2 separate regions of the Homo sapiens genome follow, and region 2 is linked to region 1. Evidence: chromatin loops called from intact Hi-C (ENCODE). Cell type or tissue: Calu3. All regions are shown on one strand.

Region 1 (8,000 bases):
CTGGGCTCCTACCTTCTTCCCTCAACCATAGCAGCTCTGCATTTATCTACTTTACAATTTGAGGCTTCCTGCAAGATTTTCTTGTAAAGAAATAATTCCATATATGTGAAATAAAGAAAAGAAAGAAAATATCTGGACCAGCCAAATAGCTAAAGATAGATTTCCATTTTTACTCTAATTTCTAATGATTTTAAGTGTTCCTTGGAGTCTTATTTCGTGCTCAATCCTGAAGACCTAGTTTTTCAGGGAGCTACAGAAGCTATGGGGTTTAAAACTTGGTTCCTACTCTAAAGGAATTCAATCCCCTAAAGAAGATGAGTTTTCTGCCCACATAACGGTTGAAAAATTATGGGATGTTGCAAGTGCCACTGTGAATGATAAAGTGGTGAGTTATGGGAACTCAGAGACAGGAAATTTCCTCAAGGCCTGGCATGATGAGGGTTTCAGCTAGGCAGGGAAGGGAATGTCGACTGGGGTTACAAAAAAGGAAGGCCATATGCAGTAAAGAACATAGTATAAAGCAAAGATGTGGCATGAGAAAAGAACATGGGAGGTATGGGAAACTCCAGGAGGCTGGCCATCCCCTACTGGAAAGTGATGAATGGAGATATTTATAAGGCCTTAAATGGCAAACTCAGGCATTTGGCGCTTCAGTGTATGATAATTAAAACCAGCGAGAGTTGTTTTGAGTAGGACATGATAAAAAACAAGTTTTAGAAAACTAAACCTAATGATATTGAGAAAGTTGGGGTGGGAATACCAGGTTTCTGTTCAAGAAACCTTTCAATTATCCTCATCTTACTTTGCAGCATTTATCAAAGTCAATCTCTTTCTTGAAACACTTTATTTGCTTGGCTTACAGGACACTATGTTCTGGTCTTCCTCCCACCTCACAAGCTGGTCTGATTTGCGGTTCCCTCTCATCTCTCCAGACTCCGGACCTTAGGACACCCTGGGGCCCACCCACTACCCCTCTTCATTCTTCTTTCTATATTAACGCTCTTGATGATCTCATCCAGTCTCATGACTTTTAATATCATAAATATGCTGACTCCTAAACATAAACCTCCCACCTGAACCTCACCCTTGAGGTCCATAGTGTTACAAACACTTGCTACTTAATATTTCTAATAAGCATCTCAAACTTAAATGCCTCAAACATACTCTTCTTAAAATGACAGCTCAATTTTTCCAACTGCTTAGGCCAAAAACTCTGGCAGTCATCCTTGAATAGACTTCCTTCCTCATACACCATGTCCAGTCTATGAGCAAATCCTCTTGGCTCTTACTTCAAGATATATGCAGGACCCCCTGATACTCCTTACAGTCTCCACCAATCCTACTCTGGTCCAAGCCACCATTGTCTCTCACTCTGGTCACTGCAATAGCCTTCTAACTGGTTTCCTTACCTTTTTTACTTGCCCTTTAGAGGCTGACCGCAGCAGCCAGAATAATTCTGTTAAAATATAAGTTAGATAAGGTCTTTCCTCCTCTCAAAGTGCTCCAACAGCTGTGGCTCTTACTTAGCCTAAAAGCCAAAGTTAATGGCCTTCAGGTCCCTGCCCTGCCTCTCCCATTTCCTACCACCCTTCCTCAGGCTCACCTCAGAGATTTTGCTATAAGTTGCTCACTCTCCCTGGAATGTTCTCCCACCAGATATCTACAGGACTTGCTCCCTCAAGATTTTCAAGTTTTTATGGAAAGATTATCTTCCTTTAAAGATAATCTTTAAAAAAGTAAGGATTTCTGCCCTTAAAATTGCCACCCTTACTACCAGGAAAGAAATTGCCAGTTCACCTTCTCACCATGATTTTTCTCCATGGCTCTTAATTCACACAACATACCCTTTTTCTCCCCCCAGTTTTTTATTTGATTTCTGATTTACTTACACTAGAAAGGAAACTCCATGAAGGTAGGATTATATTACAGTTTTATTAATTTCTCTTTTATTTATCTTATTTTTTGCTGCTGCATCCTTGTGTCTAAAACAGTGACGACAGTACAAACTCTAAATATTTGTTGAGTGAATGGATGTTGTTATGTTGATAAGAATTTGGACTATGGTGGCAACAACTGTTTGAAAAGGAAGAAAAGAAAAAAATCAAAGGAGAAGGGAAACAGATGGAAAAAAATCGCAAGTACTAAGTGGTCTGCTGGAAAAAAGGAGGAAGGAAGGAGAAAGACTGAGGTTGTCACAAGAGCAGCCCATTGTCACTCATATTTCTTAATATAATTGCATAAAACTAACTCTCACACAGGCACCCCTTCCCCTAAAAGTAACAATGACACAAATGAAGGGAACAAAAGCCTCCTATCATCAAAAAAATATCACTTTTCATAAGGTAAATCCTCTCAACACATTAAGGAAGACAAAAAGAAACTCAGCATGTCTCAATTTCAAAAAGGTTCTATTTTTAAGCAAGGCACAATTATTGGTAGGAAAATAGGTCTGAATATTAAATGACTTGCCCGAAAATAGTGTAACCATTCCTTGAGCACAGCGAGCCTGATAATTTTCTCGGTATATTTTCTAGTACCCAGATAGTGCCTAGCATTTAATTGACTCCTGATACATGCTTAGAGAACTGAATAGGACTAAAATACAAGGAGAAAGTTAAACATTCGTCTAAATTGCTCTCAAACCTCTATGATCCCTACTACTTGAGTTGTTTGACAAATAAGAGTTACAGTTTTTTAGATGATGTCATATACTACTCAATTTGTTGTCAACAAAGAGTTTCAGTAACACCTGAAATCCATGCTAAGTGCAGTACAAAAGACAGAAATAAATTATACTATATACCATAATCATAAAAATAGTTCAATACATATGTATTTATTAACTTAAAAGCCTGCAGTCTTTTGACCTCAAGAAACCTCCAATCTAGTGGGAAGGTGAGAAGTGCATACTAAGAAAAACTATAGAAAAATCTGATATATAATCCAATTAAATTATTTTTAAAAGGAAAAAGCCAAGTTGTACAGATATTCATGTAAGGGAAAAAATAATGTAGACAGAAAAGCTTTATATAGGTTGTGAAATAAACTAGCCCCTTTGGGGAAAATACAGCAAGGGAGAGTAAGGAACTGATCAAATGGCAGGCGGGGGAGGAGGGTTAAGATAAGAACATTCCAGATGGGAGGATCATTAAGGTAGGCTGGGCACAATGGTGCATACCTGTTGTCTCAGCTACTTAAGAGGTTGAGGCAGGAGGATCACTTGAGCCCAAGAGTTGGAGACCAACCTGGGCAACATAATGAGACCCTGTCCCCCCAAAAAAGGGTATTCCAGAGATGTCACAAACAACATAATGAAAAAATATGACTCTTCCTCAATTCCAGAGTAAGACATAATAGGCAAGAAAACATAATAGGCAACACTTACTTGAGAAACAGCCTCTGAATCCTCAAGTCTTGACCACCCTAGGAGAGTAGATGATAATCAACTCTTTTTAACTTCTCTATGATACAGAAAAGAGCCAGAGCCACAGAGAAGGATAAAGAGAACAGCTCTCTGAAAGTCCTCCTACAAACTACAGGAAATAAAATCATTGAGAAGGGAGAAAAGGAGAGCTGTACACTTCTAAATCTTGACATTGCTCAGCAAAGCACCTTGCCTTAATAAAAATGAAATCTTCACAAGTTATACATATTTAATTTACTGATTCAAAGATGAGTCAGAAGAGGAAAACAATAGTTGTGAACCTTTCAGTGGGAGGAAGAGATGTTTTCTAAAGTGTTCCCAAAGCCTTTCCGAGGTCAATCTTGTCCTGAGGTTGCAGTAAATGCATAGAATTTGTATTCTTAGAAGTGGCTTGATGAGACCAGAGTAATCATAATTCTTATGAAGTAGATGTCATTAATCAATAGGAGGGGATATAAAAAGTCACACTTCTCCCTCCCTGTGCCAGGAAGGAGGATGGCATTCCATTTCTGGATGTATGCCATAGCCGGCAGTGACTCATCCTATGCCAACATACCACAGGGACGTGAGGGGAAAAGGAAGAAGTGAGGACTGTGACAGCCCAGGAAAGCAGTGGCCACCATAATCAATCCAACACAAGCCTTTTGTAATAGCTTCATTAATAAGAGTTTTGCTGAATCAGAGGCCTTTAGAGCTGGAAGAGGCTTCAGTGAGCATGTAGTAAAAAACCCTCTTTTTACAGATGAGCAAACTGAGTCCCAGAGGAAGATATGACTGCTCCAAGGACAGAAAGCAAGTGAATGGCAGAGACCAACACAGAGCCAGGAGCCCTCGATCACATCTCTGTACTACTACTCCTTTCGTAACAATCACAATAATGATGAAAACGTCCCAACCATCTGCATTCCAGAAACCATTTGTAGGTTGGTTGGGGAACTTAGTGTCCCCATAAAAATCATGATGTGTGAGATGGGGCTTTGGAGAGCAGTGATGAAATATTTAAGGGGACTGGAGTTGGGGCAGGGGGGTAATGACAGTTTCCAGATTAGTCCTTAAAACTTACTTCATCTAAAATCTATTGGAATAACCACTCTACAAATGAAACATGATTACAGCCAAGTCCCTTCCATAGCATTCCTATGGAATAATGCAGTTGGAATATAGGTGAAGGAGGCAAGCATGTACATTGTACCCTGAATGCCAATGACTCTTGCCAGAGAATCATGGATGGAATGTGGATGGAGGAGCTGTGTTCCAGCAGCATTAACTCTGCACTAATAGGAAAGGCAAGTCTTTCATTCAGTCACTGCCTAGTTGTCCTGATAAGAGGGTAAAAGGGAAGCAACAAAGGGTAGTGCTTTACTGTGCCACTCCCCCATTCAGATGTAGGCTTTACTAAGTCTGGTTCTCAAGATCCAGGTGTGTGACTGACCCACTGTGAGCTTTGCACTGAACTGGATTCTTTCATATGGTCTAGCTTGTAAGCAAAGACTGACCATTGCTGAATGGCTAGGGAGGATTGGATATAATTGCACTGACAACAACAATAAAGATAACAGATAGCTAAATGTTACTGTTTATATATTATTATGTGCTGCGTAATATGCTAACAATTGTACATATGTTGTTGGTACTCTTTACACCATTTAGGTTGATGATATTATCCTCACTTTATAGAAGATGAAACTGAGGCTTAGGACAATAAAACAACTTATTCAGTACAGTTTATAAGAAATCGAGGATACTAACACAGAATTGTCTGACTCACAAGTTTAGCCTTGCAAAAATGCCATAAAATAAAGCCCTTCAAGCCATATTGGATTCTACTTTGGGCATAATTAGCACTGGATACCAGTCAAATGCCACAGCCTCAGGTGTCACTGAGCTAGGATGTGGCAAGACTAAAATGTGATGATTTTCATTCATCAAATACATTTATAAAATGACTATCTATAAGGAAGCACACACCATGGAAGGCACTAGAATAACAAGATGCATAAAGTCCCTGACCTCATTAAGTTTCAGAATCATATCTTTGCAGTCTTGCCCACCAATACCTTCAACAAGAGCACCTAGATCATGTGTGTGTGTTTTTTTTAATTGACAACAATCATCTACCCTGGATTTTTTAGGCCAGTTTATATTTTAAAAAACTACCTCTTGGTCAGACCACTTTATCACTTTTTTGTACACTGAGATCAATTTCTCAACTGGTCTCTCAACCAGCACTTTCTCATTCCCCTCTAGACTATCATAATTATTTCTGCCAAATTTATTCCTCTGAAGCATAGCTCCTTGTTATCCTGTATTTACAGCTGAAGAAACTAAGGCTTAGAGAATCTCAGGAGCTTGGCAAGAGTATAACAATCAAGAAATGGGGGAGCACAATTCAGAGCCAGGTTCATCTATCACTGAGTCCATGTTCTTCCTCTCACTCCGTATCTATATTTTGGAAGCTGAACCTGAATGGTCATAAAATCACCAGGTCGTATTTCTTGGAGGAGCAATGTACATGAAGGAGTCTATTTTTAGCTGATTGGAAGAAATGCACCTTTAACTTCTAAACAGGCCCACAATCTACAGGGTAGTTGGGGCAAGCACCAAGCTACAGCATGGAAAGATAGAAGCTTCCTGGAGCAATAAAGAAGGAGGAGTAATGGATCAGCCATTCTCAGAGAAGAAGGGATGGGACACAAGATGGCAGCTAAAACCTGTCTGAAAAAACAGTCAGCTTACCTCAGTTAACAAAATGTCACAGAGCTCTGTCAGAACCTTCATACCCAGTAGACTGCCCTAGAAGCTTTTTGACCAAAGAAATTCACTGTAGCCTATTTAGCCTCTGAAGGCAAGGTACTGAATCTCTGAGCTCTGCACTTGACTGCTAAACACAACTGTTCTGTGGCTTCTAATGTTTATTTTTTTTATGTAACAGTGATATTATCTGTGTCACATCTTCCTGAGACTAGGGATTCTGCCTTTCACTTCTTTGAATCTCCATGATCAGAAGCTTACACAAAGTGAGGGAAAATTCTCACTAAATATTTGTGCTCTGATTTACACACTGATCTATTCACATATCAGCCAACATATGGAGGCAGATTATGCTCTGAATAGAAATACACAGGTGGTCTACCAGCGATTATGTAACAATGCCCCTAACTCATTTAAAGATCAGATTTTTGGCGACATCATCTGTCTGAAATATAGCCACAGAGCAGAACTTCATGGGGACAGGGCTGAGGGAATAGTTCTCACAAAGGCCACATGCTGTCTGCCACAGGATGAAGTGAAACAAACCTAACGTTACCACAAAGGGCTACAGGGTGTCAGAATTTCAAACATTTTTGTTTAGTATTATGTAACATAAATAAGAATATTGGTTTCCAAGATGCAGAGGTTTAGCATCAGCAAATAAGAGGTGGGAGAGGGGTGATTAGTACTGAAGAAGTGAGAATGGAGAGCTAACAGCTTATCAACAGGAGACAGAAGTAGTAAAACTACTAAACAGGGATATAAGCATCAGTAAAAATCACTCTAAAATCATCACTCAAAACAGAGGGCTTTTAGAATTGGTACAACTAGTTCTGCTCTACTCGGTAATATCTGAGAAGGTTATACCTGTGTACAGCGATTTTTAAAGTGTCTTAGGTCCTTGGAGATATGCTTCCTCTAGATCATTATATAGGTGATAAAAATGAAGATCAGAGGCTGGGCGAGGTGGCTTAAGCCTGTAATCCCAGCACTTTGGGAGGCTGAGGCGGGTGGATCACTTGAGGCCAGGAGTTCGAGACCAGCCTGGCCAACATGGTGAAACCCCATCTCTACTAAAAACACAAAAAAATATCCAGGCGTGGTGGTGCACACCTGTAATCCCAGCTACTTGGGAGGCTGAGGCATGAGAATCGCTTGAACCCAGGAAACAGAGGTTGCCGTGAGTAAAGACTGCACCACTCTGCTCTAGCCTGGACGACAGAGTGACACTTCTTCTCAAAAATAAATCAGTTAATTAATTATAATGAAGGCCAGAGATATAAGGATCTTATCCAACATCATCCTCCTAGTTACTAAGTCTCAATATATTTTGACACAAATATACCACACACTGATATACATGTTAGAGAGACACAAAAATTTAAAAGTGAAGTGCCATCTTTGCCCTCTAGGGGCTCAGGTTTGTTCACTGTGTATTTATACTCCTATACAATGCTCTGGCCAAGAGTTCAGTTTCATCATGGAGGAAGTGATGGTGCGGCGAGGAAAAAGCTACGAAGAAAAGGAAAGGGATCACAAAGCCATCAACAATCTGAATTCATGCAAAACCAATGTAATCAACAACTGTAGCATTTCACTAACACAGGTTAGTAATTCTCATTTAAAAGAAGATCAGGTTATTGGTGTTAATATATTTCATGTGTATATAGAGACCTATTGCTCCACACAAGATCATTAGGTTTTTTTCAGTGCACACAAACCACATCTTTAATAATCCACTTTGAGATTTTGCTGGGAATTAATGTGACATTATTTAATGTATACTTTCTAGAATACATTTCTCTTTCTGTAGCGAGAACTAAAA
Region 2 (8,000 bases), 460 kb before region 1:
AAAACAATAACAGAAAGTTTCAGAAATATTTTCTATGCACCAACCATACATATATCCTTTTATTCTTTTGTTTAGGAGCCTTCTGTAGACTTCCATGGAAACAGAAAGTTTGGCAATAATATAGATGTTAAAAACATATGCTGGGAGAAAAACAATCAAGCATTACTTCAAGGAAAAAAAAAAAAAAAAGCTTGGCCCGGTTCATGCATGTAATACCAGCACTTTGGGAGGATTGCTTGAGCTATATAGTCCCAGCAGTCCCAGCTACTCAGCCAGACAGGAAGCTGGGGGAAGTTGAGGTAGGAGGATAGCTTGAGATGAGCGCAGGGGATGGAGGCTGCAGACTGTGATTGCACCACTGCACTCCAGCCTGGGTGACAGAGAGAGACCCTCTTTCAAAAAAAAAAAAAAAAAAAAAAAGAAAGAAAGAAAGAAAAGAAAAAAATGCATTTAATCTAGAATTTTGTGATGATGATGAAGTACCACTTGGGGAAGCCCAAGAGTTAAGATGGTAGGGTTCACAAGAAGTATCAGGTAATAAAAGTTTACAGAATCCGCACTAGGCTCCTTTGCCATTTAACTAATTTATCTGATTGTGACCAACTTGGGATATTGGAAGATATAATGACCTCCAATGTGAAATATTACAAGGGAAGCAATTCACATAGTCTACATGAAAATTCCAATACAAAGGTTATTGGCACTGCATTTCTTTACTCAGAGGAAGCTCTTCCTCATTTCAAACTAGGTTTCTTGTACCTCAGACCTATTTTCACTTGATCAGTCCTGAATCGAAAGAAAGCACAGCTGGTCACATCTCTACTCAATAGCCATGACAACCCCTTAGATTTTGTAAGCCTCTGGCTGTTTCTACATGACATCAAAAACAGGATACAAAAAGGAATATTCTTGAGGAAAATGGTGATTTCATCAGGCCAGAGTTGCTCAATAGCAGTGCAATGGAAATTTTGGGCCACACAATTATTTGTTAGGAGGGGCTATCCTATGCATTATAAGGCATTTAGCAGTAAGTATTCTTGTATATGATGCCGGTACTACCTTTGCATTTTTTACAATAAAAAATGTCTGCAGACATTATCAAATGCCCCCTGGAGGGCAAAAATTGGCCACCCTCCAGTGAGAACCATGTATTATTGTTTGAGGGACAACTACTCAGTCACAATTGGCAAGGGGCATGTTTACATGCCAGACAAGGTCTTGATGTCCCTTCAGCTGATCAGTTGGGTACACCTAATATGGAACTGTTAACAGTTAACATATAGACCGTGATTCATTTGCCTGCTTTGTAACAGAATTTCTGAAAAATAATCCCAAGAGTTTTAAGCTATTAACTCCTAGTTAACACTTAGAGAGGCACATGTGACCCCAGAGACATGTGAACACACACTTAAATCCTATCAGCGATGCATATTTAAAAATTAATCATCCTCTCTGATTGAAGAATTTTTTTGTTAGCACTAAAATATAAAATCCCTACACTGACATATTAGTAAAGGGAGGAAGGGAGGCTCACATTTGTTGGGCCACTATTGTTTTACATGCTTTACATATATTAACGTATTTAATATTCATATCAATGCTATTAAGCCACTAGTATTATTCCAATTTCATTAAAAGATGAAGAAGTTGAGACTTAATAGGTTTAAATGAATTGTCCAATATGAGACTATAGGAAATGACTGACGTATGCATCCATCTTAGATCTAACTCCAAAGCCAACATTCTCTCTCCAGTATTATGGAAAAGTATTTTATTCAGAAAGTCAAAAAAATAACATGCCAAAAGTCTTTCTTGAAGATTCTCATTTGTGAAGGAAAATATTACATGAGATAAAATTAAAATCACTTTGCTTATAAATAATAGTTCTTAAAATATAAAAAGAACATTTACAGGTCTGAATGATATGATAATGAACACACATTTTAAGAATTGAAATTTAGAACCATTTAAAATAGAAAATGAATTCTTAGCCAAAATATGCACTCCTGGAAAATAAAAAAGGAACATAACCAAAAGGCATTGAAACTAAATCACTTCCTGAGCCATAATGAGCTTAGGTTTTTAATCAGACTAATGAGAAAAGATCTGTAATTCAGCATGGCTCATGAGTCATACCATAAAGTCTCTCCCTACAGTTTCATGGCAGGCCTTGATGTATCATTCATTAGGTACTGGAAAAGTAACATTTTCAAGAACACAATGAACTGCAGACAGACAGGAAAAACAATGAGGAAGCAGCCCTGGTCCTCCCTTCCAAACTGCCCTTTACTTCTATCAGTGTGCTCTCATTCCCTCATCTCCAAGCTGTGATTACTAGCTCTGGTCTGTATTAATTTGTTGAATCATCGATGGCCTTGGAAGTCTTGATCCTCAAGACCCATATAATAGAAGTGTAGGATGGTAATGAAACTCTAGTGGGGAAAACACGCAATCAATTAACTCTCAATTACGTGCCCTCCCCCCACAACCACCTGCAGGAGATAAAGACATAGATTTTTAAAAACTCACTGATACTTCTCTTTAAAAGGTCTGTGCAATATGACCTCAAATGTTCTAAGTATGCATCATCTGTGAGTGGGAAAAGCATGGAACTAGTGGTCTGGATGTGAAAATGTACCGTACCTGAGCAATTCCTGTAATTTAAAGACTAAGATAATGCAACTACAAACTGAAGCCAAAAAGGATCTAGGAAACCCGGAAGACCTCCTGGAGGGAGAACCAGTAGGTTAAGAGAATCTTTAAAACTGAAAGATAGGTACAACAGAGACATATGATATAAAAGCAAAAGACAGAGTTTGGCATGAAAAGATATGAAGTACTATTGGGGTCCACTACGTTTTAGCTGAGTGACCCAAAAGGCAAGTCTAAATTTCCCCAAACCTCAATTTCTCCTTCTGTAAATAGGGATAATGAGAATCCTATTTCACAGGTTTCTTTTAATAAAATGTAATAATGCATCTGAAATAAAATGAAAATTCATTTTACTTTTTATATTTACAGGTATTATTTTATAATTAAGCTTTATTGAGTATACTTTTATTATAAGAGGCATGGCCGTCCTCTCACTATTTAGCAGATACTCGGCTTTTCTATCAAGCTTTCATGTATTCTATAAGGCCGGAGAAGAAAGTTTTTTTCTAATAAACTTGTCTGATTCCTGGAGCAGTCCAACCACAATCTTTTCTTTTTTTTAACTCCCTCCCTCCTCTTCTGCTTTTGCTCTCCCTCTGCATTAGTTTGTTCTCACACTGGTATGAAGAAATACCCGAGATTGGGAATTTATAAAGGAAATAGGTGTAATTGACTCACAGATCCATCTTGCTGGGGAGGCCTCAGGAAACTTGCCATCTTGGCAGAAGGCAGAGGAGAAGCAGGCATCTTCCTCACTGGGTGGCAGAACAGAGTGAGAGTGCAAGAGGGAAATGCCAGACACTTATAAAACCATCAGATCACCTGAGAACTCACTCACTATCACAAAAATACCATGGGGAAAACCACCCCCATGATTCAATTACCTCCACCTGGTCCCACCCTTGACACGTGGGGATTTATGAAGACAACAATTGCAGGCGAGATATGGGTGGAGACACAAAGCCAAACCATACCATTCTCCTTCTTCTCCTTCTCTTCTGTGTCCTAACTCCCATCCTCCTCCTCTTTTCTCTTTTTTCTTCTCTCTTTTTTTCCTCATTTGCAAATTCTTTATTTTCTTGGTTGATGCTCCAATGTTCTTTCAGATTCCTGCCTCCCTCCCTTGGAAACCTCTTCCAGGGCTGTAAACTTAGCTGTAATTACAGTCATGGCCATAAGGGAGCAGCAGAATGCAAAGGAGCATCGCTGGAGCCTGGAGAAAGCTCAATAGGAGAGCCCAGCTAAAGCACGAGCCTGGGCCACCAGCTCCTCTGAGAAGTCCCTGACATCTCAGAAGCCACTGTGGGACAGTGGCAAATGAACAGTTATTAAAGTTAGAAAGACTAGGAGTTTGAATTATTTTTCAACTGTGTAATCTTTGGAGATACTTAATCTCTCTGCCTTGGATTTCATTATTTAAAAGATTAGGATGATATCATCGAGATAATTTTGTAAAACATTTTGTGTGCAAAACAACAAACATGGTGGCTGAGTCATAAAAGATATTTAATGAATATTTCCTTTTCTAATTTTTCACTATCACACTTGTGTTGAATTTGGCAATCTTCACTTCAGGCCAGCCTAACTCAATTTACCAATCTGCGGACACACCTACACACCCAGGTAGCTTACCAGCTGCCAATCAGCCCAATATACCTCCATTTCCAACTCCACTTCTATAGACTTTGGGTCTTCTCCACAATTAACTCTGACCTACCAAATGACAAGGAGTCAGCTTTCTAACAATCTTGGATCAGATATACAGTAAACAGCAAGAAGACTAGTGTGATAGGGTGGCTCTTATATAGCCCTCAGTGACCCCACCTGTTGTTACTCAGGACCTAGTGTCATGCTTTCCCCTAGAGTAACTATCTTGTAACCAATAAAATACAGCAACATTGAGAGGATGTCCCTTTTCTACTTAAGTCACAAAAGATGCTGACTTTGTCTTGCTTGTGGATTCTCTCTCTCTCCCTTGTCTCATTAGCCTTGATGAAACAAGGGGCGTGTTGGAGAGGCCTATGTGGCAAGAAACTGAGGGTAGCTTCTTGCCAACAGCCAGCAAGGAATGGAAGCTCTCAGTGCAACAGCGCTTATGAAACTGAATCCTCTTAACGACCACGTCGGTGAGCTCGGAAGTGGATTTTTCTCCATCTGAGTCTTCAGGTAACACTTTTGTATTGCCTGACATGTTTACAGCCTTGTGAGAGACCTCAAAGCAGAAGACCCAGCTAAGCTATGCCCAGATTTCTACTTTGCAGAAATTGCAGATAAAAAAATGTGCATTCTTTTAAGTTGCAATATTTTAAAGTAGCTTGTTGCACAGCAATAGATAACTAATAAAATTAGTAAAAGAAGTTGAGATGAGATCAAAGTATATAAGGGAGTCACATTATGTAGGACCTTATATGCCATAGCAAATAAATTGAATTTTATTTCAAGTACAATGGGAAAACAGTGGGGATTATTCAGCATAAGACAAATATGCTCTAAATACATTTTAGAAAGATTTCACTGGTTGCTCTGAGATGATTAAACTGTGTGGGACTTGTTTCAGTGGTATTTTGCATGTCTTCTTACCAAAAAGAAAATAGTTTATTCTGTCTTCAGAGGAAATAGAGGCACTCTTTATCTTCTCTTTAATCATGCTCAGAAATAGAAAAACTTTTGTTATCTTTGGAATAATCTATGGCAGGATCAAAAAATCCAGTTTGGGAAATTTTTTTCAATTAAACTGTTTTTTGTATGAAAATGTAGTTTCACATACTATTGTAAGAAATAATATAGAGTGACCTCATATACTCTTCATCTAATTTCTCCCAACGCTAACATCTTGAACAACAGCAAGATGATATCACAACCAGAAAATTGGTATTTTTACAATCCACTGATCTTATTCAGACTTTATTAGACTTATATACATTCAAGTGTGTATTTAGTTCTATGAAATTTTATTACATGTGTGTATTTATGTAACCATCACCACAGTCAAGATAAAGAATAGTCTCTTCTCAGTAAAGATCCTCTGTGCTACACTTTTATAGCTATACTCACTACTTATCTTTTCCCTCCCCCATCCATAATCCCTGGCACCCAGTAATCTATTCTACTTTATAATTTTTCATTTCATGTATGTTATATAAATAGATAGCATGTGATCATGTGTAGCTCTTTAAATATTTTTATTTTTATTTTTTTACTCAGCAGAATTCCCTTGAAATCCATTAAAGTTACTGTGGTTTTAACAGTCTGTTCTTTTTATGGCTAAATAGTTAAGTAGAAATTCACGGTATGGATGTAACATGGTATGTTTAACCATTCACACATTGAAGGGCATCTGGACTGTTTTCGGTTGTGGGCTATTAGGAATAAAGCCATTGTGAACATTCCTGTATTTTTTGCAAGTGCTAAATTTTTATTTCTGTGGCGCAAGTGCAAAGCAATTTCTGGGCTATATGTAAATTGCATGTTTAGTTTTATAAGAAATTGCCAAATGATTTTCCAGAGTGGATATTCAATTTTACATTCCCCCAGCAAAGCATAATCCAGTTTTTCTTTATCCTCACCAGCATTTGCTTGGTTTATTATTTTTCCATTTGGATATGTTTATAGTGATATCTAATTGTGGTTTTTATTTATATTTTTCTAATGGCTAGTGATGTTGAACACCTTTTCAAGTGTTTATTTGCCATCTGCCTATTCTTGTCAGTGAAATGTCTGCCATGTATTCCACCCATTATCTAATTGAATTGTTTTTATATATTGTTCTGTATATCTTCCTAGACATGACTACTTTGTCAGATACGTGGTTTGTAAATATTTTATTTTAGTCTATAGCTTTTATGCTCCCAGCAGGTTATTCCATAGAACAAAAGTTTATAATTTTGATGAGGTCCAGTTTAACATTTTCTTTCTTTATCAGATATGATTTTCTCTCTTCTAAAAACTCCTTTCCAGCTCTAGATACCAAATATTTTCTTCTGTCTTTTTTTTCTACCAGTTTTTTAGTTTCATATTTTACATTTAAGTCCATGATCCATTTTGAGTTAATTTTTATGAGATATAAGGTTTAGGATGAGATTCATTTCTTTTTGCCTATGAATGTTCAATTGCTCCAGCCAGCATCATGTGTTGAAAAGTTTGTTCAGCTAAAGCAGTTCAACTGTTAAAAAAAATCATTTGGTAGATATCTACATTAAGAAAAAATAAAGTTATACTCCTACTTAAAACAATATGCAAAAATTAATTCAAAATGGATAAGAGACCTAAACATAAAACTTGAAAATATAAAAATTTTTGAAGAAAACACAGGGTAAATGTTAATCTTCATGATTTTTGATTAGTCAGTGTTTTCTTAGATGTGACACAAAAAGCACAATTACAAAAAAAGATAAATTTAATCAACATTAAAATGTTGTCCTTCAAAGGACATCATCAAGAAATATGAGGACAACACACAGAATGTGAGAATATTTCTGCAAATCATTTGGTAAGAGATTTATATCTTCAAAATATAAAGAACAGTAACATCTCAACAACAACAACAAAAAACCCACTTTTAAAAATAGGAAAAGTTGACAGTGGGGTGTTAAAGTCTCCCATTATTAATGTGTGGGAGTCTAAGTCTCTTTGTAGGTCACTCAGGACTTGCTTTATGAATCTGGGTGCTCCTGTATTGGGTGCATAAATATTTAGGATAGTTAGCTCCTCTTGTTGAATTGATCCCTTTACCATTATGTAATGGCCTTCTTTGTCTCTTTTGATCTTTGTTGGTTTAAAGTCTGTTTTATCAGAGACTAGGATTGCAACCCCTGCCTTTTTTTGTTTTCCATTGGCTTGGTAGATCTTCCTCCATCCTTTTATTTTGAGCCTATGTGTGTCTCTGCACGTGAGATGGGTTTCCTGAATACAGCACACTGATGGGTCTTGACTCTTTATCCAACTTGCCAGTCTGTGTCTTTTAATTGCAGAATTTAGTCCATTTATATTTAAAGTTAATATTGTTATGTGTGAATTTGATCCTGTCATTATGATGTTAGCTGGTGATTTTGCTCGTTAGTTGATGCAGTTTCTTCCTAGTCTCGATGGTCTTTACATTTTGGCATGATTTTGCAGCGGCTGGTACCGGTTGTTCCTTTCCATGTTTAGCACTTCCTTCAGGAGCTCTTTTAGGGCAGGCCTGGTGGTGACAAAATCTCTCAGCATTTGCTTGTCTATAAAGTATTTTATTTCTCCTTCACTTATGAAGCTTAGTTTGGCTGGATATGAAATTCTGGGTTGAAAATTCTTTTCTTTAAGAATGTTGAATATTGGCCCCCACTCTCTTCTGGCTTGTAGGGTTTCTGCCG

What was found. Hi-C counts contacts between places; a loop is a spot of excess contacts. Peaks named below come from ENCODE experiments on the same cell type or tissue, not always from the same donor. Only the 100,000 strongest peaks of a DNase experiment are listed, where the experiment ranks them.
Region 2: a loop joins it to region 1, with 2.9 times the contacts of the local background. A loop is called at or near these places in 10 of 110 quality-filtered maps.

The regions. Positions count from the first base shown.
Region 1 is chr11:28,698,220-28,706,219 of GRCh38, reverse strand. No RefSeq gene overlaps it. Among named protein-coding and RNA genes, the nearest start is that of LINC02758, 160 kb to the right of the region's middle. In Calu3, no CTCF peak of the experiment used is centred here; a DNase peak (open chromatin) is centred at 3,959.
Region 2 is chr11:29,155,599-29,163,598 of GRCh38, reverse strand. No RefSeq gene overlaps it. Among named protein-coding and RNA genes, the nearest start is that of LINC02742, 260 kb to the right of the region's middle. In Calu3, a CTCF peak has its summit at 3,820; a DNase peak (open chromatin) is centred at 3,858.